Regions from separate parts of the Homo sapiens genome. Here region 2 is linked to region 1. The links are chromatin loops, found by intact Hi-C in ENCODE. Cell type or tissue: ascending aorta. All regions are shown on one strand. Region 1 overlaps ESF1 (ESF1 nucleolar pre-rRNA processing protein). Region 2 overlaps TASP1 (taspase 1).

What was found. A loop is a pair of places that touch in the nucleus more often than their neighbours do. Peaks named below come from ENCODE experiments on the same cell type or tissue, not always from the same donor. Only the 100,000 strongest peaks of a DNase experiment are listed, where the experiment ranks them.
Region 2: a loop joins it to region 1, with 2.5 times the contacts of the local background. A loop is called at or near these places in 1 of 110 quality-filtered maps.

Annotation. Positions count from the first base shown.
Region 1 is chr20:13,736,886-13,741,885 of GRCh38, forward strand. The region is part of intron 9 of ESF1 (ESF1 nucleolar pre-rRNA processing protein); the gene reads right to left. Among named protein-coding and RNA genes, the nearest start is that of ESF1, 46 kb to the right of the region's middle. In ascending aorta, no CTCF peak of the experiment used is centred here; a DNase peak (open chromatin) is centred at 3,056; H3K27ac peaks cover 4,841 bases.
Region 2 is chr20:13,607,718-13,612,717 of GRCh38, forward strand. The region is part of intron 4 of TASP1 (taspase 1); the gene reads right to left. Among named protein-coding and RNA genes, the nearest start is that of TASP1, 29 kb to the right of the region's middle. In ascending aorta, a CTCF peak has its summit at 2,683 (motif pointing right); no DNase peak of the experiment used is centred here.

The DNA of each region.
Region 1 (5,000 bases):
CAAATAGCAGCATAAGAAACACATTGCAATGAATTCACACACCACCATGATAACTTAAAAAATGCTTTGTTCTTGTTGTCATCATGAGGTCATTTAAATCTCTTGCCACAGATCACAGCTGTTTATGTTCTAAGTTCTTAAAAATATGCCCATCCCAGAAGCCTCTTGGCATAAGTACGAGAACATTCTTCAGAGACAGTTTTAGCCTCTGAGAGCAGCCACTATGTGACTGAAAAACAACTTCATTGTAACTGCTTTTAGTTTTGCACAAATTTGTTTAAAAAATTTTAAGTGCATATCCAAGGACTTCTGAATTAGTTAAAAATAACATCAATAATCCTACAAATAAGGGGCAAAAACATCTTTCACAGCCAACCACAAACATAGATGACTCAATTATGACAATAATAATTTAAGCACAATCCATTCAGAATTATTCTGGCAGTTTGCATACATATAAAAATATTTTTAAATATCCTTGCAAAACACACAAAAATAAGAGTATACATTCTGCCTACCTTATTCATTTGAAATATCTGAAAAGTCTTCAAAGGGCAGGAGATGAACAACTTAAAATAACTCCACTAGGTACTATAATCGGCTTTGGTTATAAAAACAAAATGTATATTTAAACATTTCTGATATAGGCTGAAACCAGCACTCTTTATTTAAACCTGACTCTGTAACACTCAATTCCAAAAGTAGCTTTTAAAATCTAACCAGCCACCACCACTGCCACCAAAACTTCAAATTTGGAATCCACTCTGAGTATAAGGCTTTTTTTTTGAGACAGAGTCTTGCTCTGTCACCCAGGCTGGAGTGCAATGGTGCAATCTCTGCTCACTGCAACCTCCGCCTCCCAGATGCAAGCGATTTTCCTGCCTCAGCCTCCCTAGTAGCTAGGATTACAGGCGCACGCCACCATGCCAGACTAATTTTTTCTGTATTTTTAGTAGAGACAGGGTTCGCCATGTTGGCCAGGCTGGTCTTGAACTCCTGACCTCAGGTGATCCGCCCACCTCGGCTTCCCAAAGTGCTAGGATTACAGGCATGAGCCACCACACTTGGCCGAACAGAGTATAAGGATTTTTAGAGGAAAACCACTGGCCATGCCCTGAGGAACAGTGTCATCAAAGACACTCCTTCAAACTCTCCACCCCAATGGTGTAGGGAGAAGGAAGGACACATTCACTCACATAACAGGGGTCACAGGATATTTGGTCCAGATAAGTAAACGGGATCTTTGCCAGGGCCATTTTTTCCTCCTTGGTAAAGTAGGGTGACTATGTGCATAGGATATCCTTAAAGCATATTGGATAAGCCAAGTGATCAATCTTTCAAATAAAACATATGAAGATCTGAAGGGTTTTGAACTTGGTTCAGGATCTTACAATTTCTTGTATGAACTTCTGTAAATCCCTCTCTCCTAAACTTTTTTTTTTTTTTGAGACAGGGTCTTGCTGTGTTGCCCAGGCTGGAGTGCAGTAGTGCAATCACAGCTCACTGCAGCCTAGATGTCCCAGGCTCAAGCAATCTTCCCACCTCAGCCTCCTGAGTAGTGGGACCACAGGTGTGCATCACCATACCCAGCTAATTTATTTTACTTTTTATAGAGACGTAAGTCTCACTATGTTGCCCAGGCTAGTCTTGAACTCCTGGGCTCAAATGATCCTCCTGCTTCAGCCTCCCAAAGTGCTGGGATTACGGTCATGAGCCACCGTGCCCAGCCTCTCCTAAACTCTTACAGTACTATGGTCTTTTATTCTCTAGCATTTGTCACAGTTGGAATTATATATTCATTTGTGGAATTGTAAAAATTATTATTAATGGGTATCTCTCTTAACAGGTTGCAAGCTCCATGAGGGCAAAGGTCATAGCCTGTTTTTCTCTTGCTGGTAACTCTAGCGGCCAGTGAAAGGTGTGACATACAGCACGCACCTTATAAATGTCTGCTGAATAAAGAAGCAAATAAAAGAAAAAAATGAGTCAAATTTGTTCCCAACCTTACAGACTAGGAACAACAATGCTTAAAATTAAAAAGTAAAATAACTAGCCTTGTGAACAATAGTAAATAGCAAAAATGACCAATCAGGCAGAGCCAACAAATACTCTTTGGGTGCACTTAACACTATGAGAATAGTGTTATACAGAAACACAGTCATAAGGATAATAAGGATGAGGGTACAGGAAGCTGCTTAGATAGGCAATTGCTTCTTATATAACCCTCAATTCTATATCTTCCAAAACATTCAGTGAAGCATCCATAGAAAATATGCCCAAAGTATGTGATCAATGAACACGTTTTTTTTTGTTGCTGATTGTCTAAAAGCTATTTAACTGGGTAGAAATTGCTTTACATTTGTCTTGAATTTGAGCTTATCATACTCTTCTTCCAAATCGCCTTTTACTCTCCCTTGAAATGATGTCTTCCACTTACAATCATATTTAGTTTACTGTAAATCAAGCTGCCCCTGCTTCTTAGAATCAAATATTCTTAAAAGCTAACTTCAAATACAAAACAACATTTGGGCCTCATTAGGGAGCTATTGTTTCCTGTATTTGCCTGTACTTTATTTGTATGTTTTCTTTGTCTTTCAAGTAGTTTGTAATCACAATGTACACAATATCAAGCTATCCTAGTACTGATAAACTAAAATTCTGGCCAAGTCTGGTGAAGTCATTCTGCTAATTAGTTTACGGCAAAGAAGACTGAAGAACTACTTGTTCTATTGTTATTTTTATACATGTTTATGGACAAGGTCAAAAATAAATGAAAACTTTTAGATGTAAGAAAACAAAAGGAATTTCTTGGAATCCAGTCACAGTAAGAAAGTTCAAAAAAAAAAAAAAAAGAAAGCTCAAACGGAAATATCAAACTAGATTAGAAGCAAGGAGTTTTCCTTGGGGACAAACACTGATCTGCTATGGTCTTATATGGATCTTTGGTTGTAATGGGTTGCTGGCCAAGAAGCCAGCACACAGAGTTTGAAGCCTGATCACGGTGGGAGGTCCCAGCAGAGACCACTACATTAAGCCAAGATGCTTAAGGGTGCTCTCAGTGGGTGATGTCCCTTCCCCCACAAATCAGAGAGAACACATGCCTGTTTGGGCTTTGGTTATGGGCAGAAAGAGGGAAGTAAAAATACATTTTTCCCCCATAGATTTATAACCACAAACCCCTGGGTTTGTGGCTGGAATTCACACTACTTGTGTGGCCCAAAATAATCCAATCCAAAAACTCAGCTTCAATTGGTGTTGGATTGGAAGTGCCCTCAGGCATCTGGCAAATATTTTTTAAAAGAAGTACTTTTGACACAGGCTTCTGCAATTCCCTTAGGTAAAGAAAGATTCAAGAACAATGAGATCACAATCAAACTTCACAGAAACAAACTATAAGAACCATAAAGACTATGAATATTGGAATTATCAGATACAAAATATATATCAGCACTTTTAAAAAACAAAAGAAGAAATTAAAAGATCAGACTAACAAAAGGATAAGACTAGAAAAAAAATAAACAGCACACTAGACAGAGGTAAAGAAAGAATTAATGAACTGAAAAACAAAAGTGAAGAAATTACCCAGCACGTTGTAGAGATTCAAAGGGATGGAAAATATGAGTTATCAGATTCAGAGTTAGAATGTACTACACATATTAAACAGGATTTCCAGAAGGAGAAAACAGAGAAGATTGGGAAAATGTAATATTCTAAGAGAAAATGGTGGAAAAGTTTTCAGAACTAACAAAAGATGATAATCTTCAGTATTTTGGGTATTTAATTCCAAGCAAGATTAAAGCTAACAAGCAAAAAATGACCTACATCAGAGTGCAACTCTAGAACACCTAAAATATGTTAAAAGCCAGGTACCCAAGACAACACTGTAGAGCAAGACCACATCTCTCCTGACAGGATTCAAAAGTGGGCCCTGAGGTATTAAAATACTTGTTCTTTAGTCACACTGGCTTCCTGACTTGCACAGGAGTCAAGAGGAAGTCTTGTGAGCTCACAGTAAAATTGCCCCTTCCCAGAAAGAGGCTAAGACGGGGACTGGCTTGGTGCATCCAAGATAATAGCCAATACCCTTCCCTCCCTAATCCTCAATATTCACAGCCTCACTATCACAATCTGCCCCCAGGAATCATCCCACCAGGAATAATCTATTTATGCCTTTTCTCCCTATTCATTTTGGTCACTGCAAAAAGCCCCTAATCATCTTGTCCCCCTAATATCCCATGTTCTCATCCCCAGAAGGTAACAATACATCAATTCTTCTGCCCCATTCCCTGCCAACTCTCTATCACTAAATTCTGTGGAACTCACAGTACATCATCAGCAGAATCTCATTATATCTCTGAGCATTTTCTTTATCTTGTTCTAACTGAAACCTGGCTCTCCACCAAGGATACCACATACTACAGTCCTTTCAATTGTTGCTTTTGGTTTGCATTTTAGTTCATTTTCTTCACAGAACCCCCATACAAGCTGGCCTACAGGTGGGCTAGATGTGGTGGTCGTTAATGTTCTTCATCCAGTTTTCTGAAGTGTGGTACTGGTCTAGGGATAGGCAGACGAACTGACCAGTAAAACACAGAGCCAAGCAACAAACCCACAGTTCTGAAACTCTGGTACATGAGAGGTGACATGTCACATTACTAGAGGAAAGGAGAGATTATTCAACAAATGGAACAAGATAAAAAAGATTTTCTATATGGCACAAGATAAAATCAGGTCCCTACCTCATATTAAAAAAAACAACTCAAGGACTTAAATGTCCCAAACCTTACATCTTTTAGTAAAAAATCAAAGGGAACATTCTTCTCATCTGGACAAAAAAGAGTTTCTTAGATAAAACAGCAAATATTAACTATAAAAGATAAATCTGACAATATTAAAATCAAGTATTCTTGTTCATTAGATGACAGAAGAAAGTGGGAGAAGAGAGGAATTACAAATTAGAAGATATTAGCTGTCTTATACAAGACAAAGGATCAGTATCA
Region 2 (5,000 bases), 130 kb before region 1:
TCTTGTTGAAAATTGAATGTCCTATCAAAATCATTTTAATTGAGTTTGTGACCAGCCCGGCCAACATGATGAAATGCCATTTCCACTAAAAATACAAAAATTAGCCAGGCGTGATGGCAGGTGCCTGTAATCTCAGCTACTCAGAAGGCTGAAGCAGGAGAATCACTTGAACCTTGAACCTGGGAGGCAAAGGCTTTAGTGAGCCAAGACTGTACCACTGCGTACTCCAGCTGGGCGACAGAGCAAGACTCTGTCTCAAAAAAAAAGAAAAATCATTTTAATTACTAACTTCATTGATAAGCAGATACCTTTAACCTTCTAAAGCTGAGAAAGGTGGGGAAAAAGCTTTCGAAATGAACTTTCTTGCATCTTTTTAAAAGAGTTACAAAAACAGGATATGTACTCCATGTCATTATACTCTTTTTCAAACTAACACTAGTAAAACTTGTACAATATGCCTATCTTAGCTAGCACTATTCTAAGAATTACTAATTTTCTGGTATCCCAACATCAGTTTTCATTTACAGGATGAATGGAAGCCAATGAAACTGTATTACTGACTGAAAAAATCATTTGGGGAATTTTTTTTTGTTTAGTTGCCAATTAAGCTCAAATTTTCAAGAATTGGATGGTTAAAAGATTTCCAATTTAGATTCCTCTGTGGTAGCACAGGTTAAGAGTCATTAATTCAACAAATATTTATTGGACACCATTGTACCAGGCAAATCTTTTCTGTAAAGGGCAAGATATATTAACTAGTTCAGGCCTCGTGGGCCACATAGACAATGCTACAACTACTGAGCTCTGCCACTGTAGCACAAAAGCAGCAATAGAAAATACACAAATGAATAAGCATGGCTGTGTTCCAATAAAACTTCATTTATGGATACTGAGATATGAATTTCATATACTTCTCTGGTGTCATGAAATATTATTCTTCTTTTGATTTTGTTTCAACCATTTAAAAAAGTGAAAATCATTCTTAGTTTGCAGGCCATTCAAAACCAGGCATCTGGCCAGATTTGGCTTTCTGGCCATAGTTGGCCAATCCTTGATCTAAACCACGGGGATATAGCAGTGAACGAAACAGAAAAACATTCTTACCTACATGGAGCCTCAATTCTAGCTAAGGGAGACAAACAATAAGAAATTAAATACATTAGATAACATGTCAGATAGCAGTAAACACGAGAGTGAAAAAATAAAACAGGTAAGCAATAGGAGTACTGGGGATGGTCAGAGGGCTTTTATTAAAAAGAAAACTATAGCAGTAGTTACAATTTATTTATCATTTTTTTGGACATAATTTCAGACTTATAGAAAAGTACGATAGTCTAGTATCTAGACTATATAAAGAGCTCCAAATTTCAATAACAACCCAAAAAATCAATTTGAAAATGGGCAAAAAACTTGAACAGACTCAAATAAACATTTCTACCAAAAAGATACACAAATGGCTACAGGAACATTAATATATCCAATATCATGATCATCAGCGAAATGAAAACCAAAACTACAAAGATTTTACTTCACATCCACAAGGACAGTTATGACGACAAAAACAGAAAATAGTAAGTGCTAACAAAGATGTAGAAAAAATTATAACCTTGCATATTGCTGCTGGAAATGCAAAAAGGGTTCATTCAGTTACCATGGAAAAAGGTTCAACAAAAAGTTAAACACAGGCCAAGCGCGGTGGCTCACACCTGTAATCCCAGCACTTTGGGAGGCCAAGGAGGGCAGATCACTCGAGGTCAGGAGTTCAAAATCAGCCTGGCCAACATGGTGAAACCCCATCTCTACTAAAAATATTTTTAAAAATTAGTCGGGCATGGCGGTGGGCGCCTATAATCCCAGCTACTGGGGAGGCTGAGGCAGGAGAATAGCTTGAACCTGGGAGGCGGAGGTTGCAGTGAGCTGAGACGGCGCCATTGCTCCAGCCTGGGCAACAAGCGCAAAACTCTGTCTCAAAAAAAAAAAAAAAAAAAAAAGTTAAACATAGAATTAATTACCATATGACCCAGCAATTTCACTTCTAGGTATATACCCAAAAGAACTGAAAAAAGTTACTCAAATACCTATACAAGAGTATTCATAGCAACACTATGCACAATAGCCAAAAGGTAGAAACAACCCATATGTCCATCAATGAATGAATGGATTTGGAATGAAACAAACTGTGATAGATACATGAATAATGTTGAATACTGCTCCTCCAAAAAATGAAGTACTGATACATGCTACACTGTGAACAAACTTTAAAAACATTATTCTAAGCGAAAAAAGCCAGACAGCAAAGGCCACATAAATGGCATGATTCTATCAATATAAAATATCCAGAAGAGGTAAATCCATGGACAGAAAGCAGATGGGTGGTCCACAAGGGGGAAAGGATAAAAGAATGAAGAGCAACTGCTTGATGAGTATGAGGTTTCCTTTGGGGAGATAAAAATGTTTGGAACTGAAAGTGGTAGTTGCACAACACTGTGAGCATTTTAATGCCATGGGATTATGCATTTTAAAATGCTTCATTTTGTATTCTAAGAATTTCACTTCAATTTAAAAAGGCAGACACAAAAGAATACATAATATATGATTCCATTTACATGAAGTTCTAGAACAGGCAAGACTAATATATGGCAATAGAGGTCAGGACCAGTGTTACCCTGAGGTGACTGAAGGGGGCACAAGGGGCCTTCTGGAGGGCAGAAATGTTCCGTTTGCTGATCTGGGTGCTAGTGACACAAGGCCGGCCATGTTCACTCTGAAAAAAATTCATGAAGCTGTCCCCTTAAAATAAATGTGTATAGTTTTCCATATGTATACTATACACACAAGAAAGCTTTGAAACTATAAAATTTTCAAAATAAGATTGCAAATTTTTTAAAAACTGTTACCATTGTGAATTAAAGGGTCCAAAGGATCTCTCAGTATTATTTCTTATGCCTGCATGTATCCACAATTAACTTACAAAGTTTTTTTTTTAAAGAGTCAAAGAATTAAAATTCCAGACTCTCATCCCCAAAGATTCTGGTCCAGGTCATGAGTTGAAAGCTAGGGAATCATCATTTTTTAAAATAAGCTACCTCCAACAATTCTAATCCAGCCCTCACCTTGAGAAACTCCAGTGTAAATGAACTCCGTCAGCTGCTTAACTTCATATTCTCCATGAACCACATCTGGAGGGGGCTTGTAAAGGCATCTATTGCAACAGCACAGAGGATATTGGGAGTAAAAAAGCTACAAATGATCCATGAGAGGCTACAAAAGCTAACCACTCTGGGGCTAGGATTCAACCCTGGAAAAAAAATTAGATGGACTGGAGAAAAGTTAATAAAATGGGAGACAGTCAATGGTAAATAGACATAGAAACCTTTCTGGGCAATCATCACAAAGACAGCCATAAATATTATCCACAAAACAGCAATTTTTCTTATGTTTTCCATTAAGATGTAATGCAATCAAGATAAATGATGTTGGAAGCTAAATATCCTTTAGGAAGTTATCAGGACAAAGTGTGAAAATCAGTGCAGTATGCTTGGACTTTCAGTACGTTCCTTCATCACAAACAGTAAAAACAATATTTCACTCCTGGGACTAAAAGTAAATAAACAATTTGGTTCAACCTTATTTGGGTCACCGAGGTTTTTGATCTGCTTTAGCTTCAGGTCAAAAATTTTAGAGTGATATACTTTGGTATTAGTTCAAATTGTTTCAATGAGGAATTTTTTTGAAAAGTCTAGTTTGATTTGAAGCTCATTTTCAAAATAAAAGTTAATATTTAAGTCCAATTCCTATTCTGAAAAATTAAATCAAAGCTCATTCCGGCTTTACTATTAGTTTGGTAGAAATCCCTATTACAACAATTCGCAGCCTCTAGACCATTAAATTAATGACCATTAAACCATACATTCATTTCCCTGGCCCTTGCAACAAGACAAAAGCTAATAATCTCTGTCCAAGACTTATTTCCAGCTATACCTTAAAATGATATACAGTGCTACAAAAGCTCCTACACTCAAAAGAACCAGCTGTCACTTAGCTCTGGGAGATTGTAGCCCTGGGAGAATGCATGCTCCATGTGGCCAGATCTCATTTTTGCCAAGATAATTTAGAAGTCCAGATGCTTATATTAGTCTCCTCATTTTTACATGTTGACAACAAATTCCAGTTTTTAAAAGCTAGTCTATGGGCCAATCAACACGCATCTGTGAAATGTCTCTTTTGCAATCTCTGGCCTACATCACTTTGTAAGATTAAGAAGGTCTCAAGCTTCTTCAGATGCAAAATCTAAGCTTGCGTAAATCTTCAGTTTTCCATACAATACAGGTTTCAGGCAAAATAGCTCTTTGACACAAATGACAGTCCTAACAACAAATTTTATTATCATGCTTAAATATTTAAAATATTGAATTACCTCTTGCTACTTAAAGAAACAATACAGAAGTAACCTGTACTGCAGTCTACCAAGTGTCAACTCACCTTTACTAAAAAGAGCCAGATTAGTGGTCAGAAATGCTGCATATCTTCTGATTATAACAAATAAAATTTGTAATACCTTTTTCCTTCTCCAAAACGAGTCAGATGAGCTTTCTACTCAGAGTCCACAGGAAGTCATGGTATTTTTCTCAAATACCAGAAAACTAATAAAATATCATGGTATTTTTCTCAAATATCATTAGTATAGACAACTTCATCTACAACTTTACCCAGTGGTAAACTGCCTATCAAGACAAAACATGATAACCTTTTTAGAACTAGTAATTTGTAGCAAACACACACACACACACACACACACACACACACACACATTCCCCATACACAGAAGCGCATGGGAGGTGGGGCTATAATGTTCAGGTAACATGCAAAAATGGCAAAGATATAATCAGGTAAAATAATTATAGGATAATGAGAATCTATCTATAAATCAGATAACCAGCCCCCACATAGGGAAAAGTTGACTCTTCCATTCCCACTATGAACATTAACGACTTCAAGAT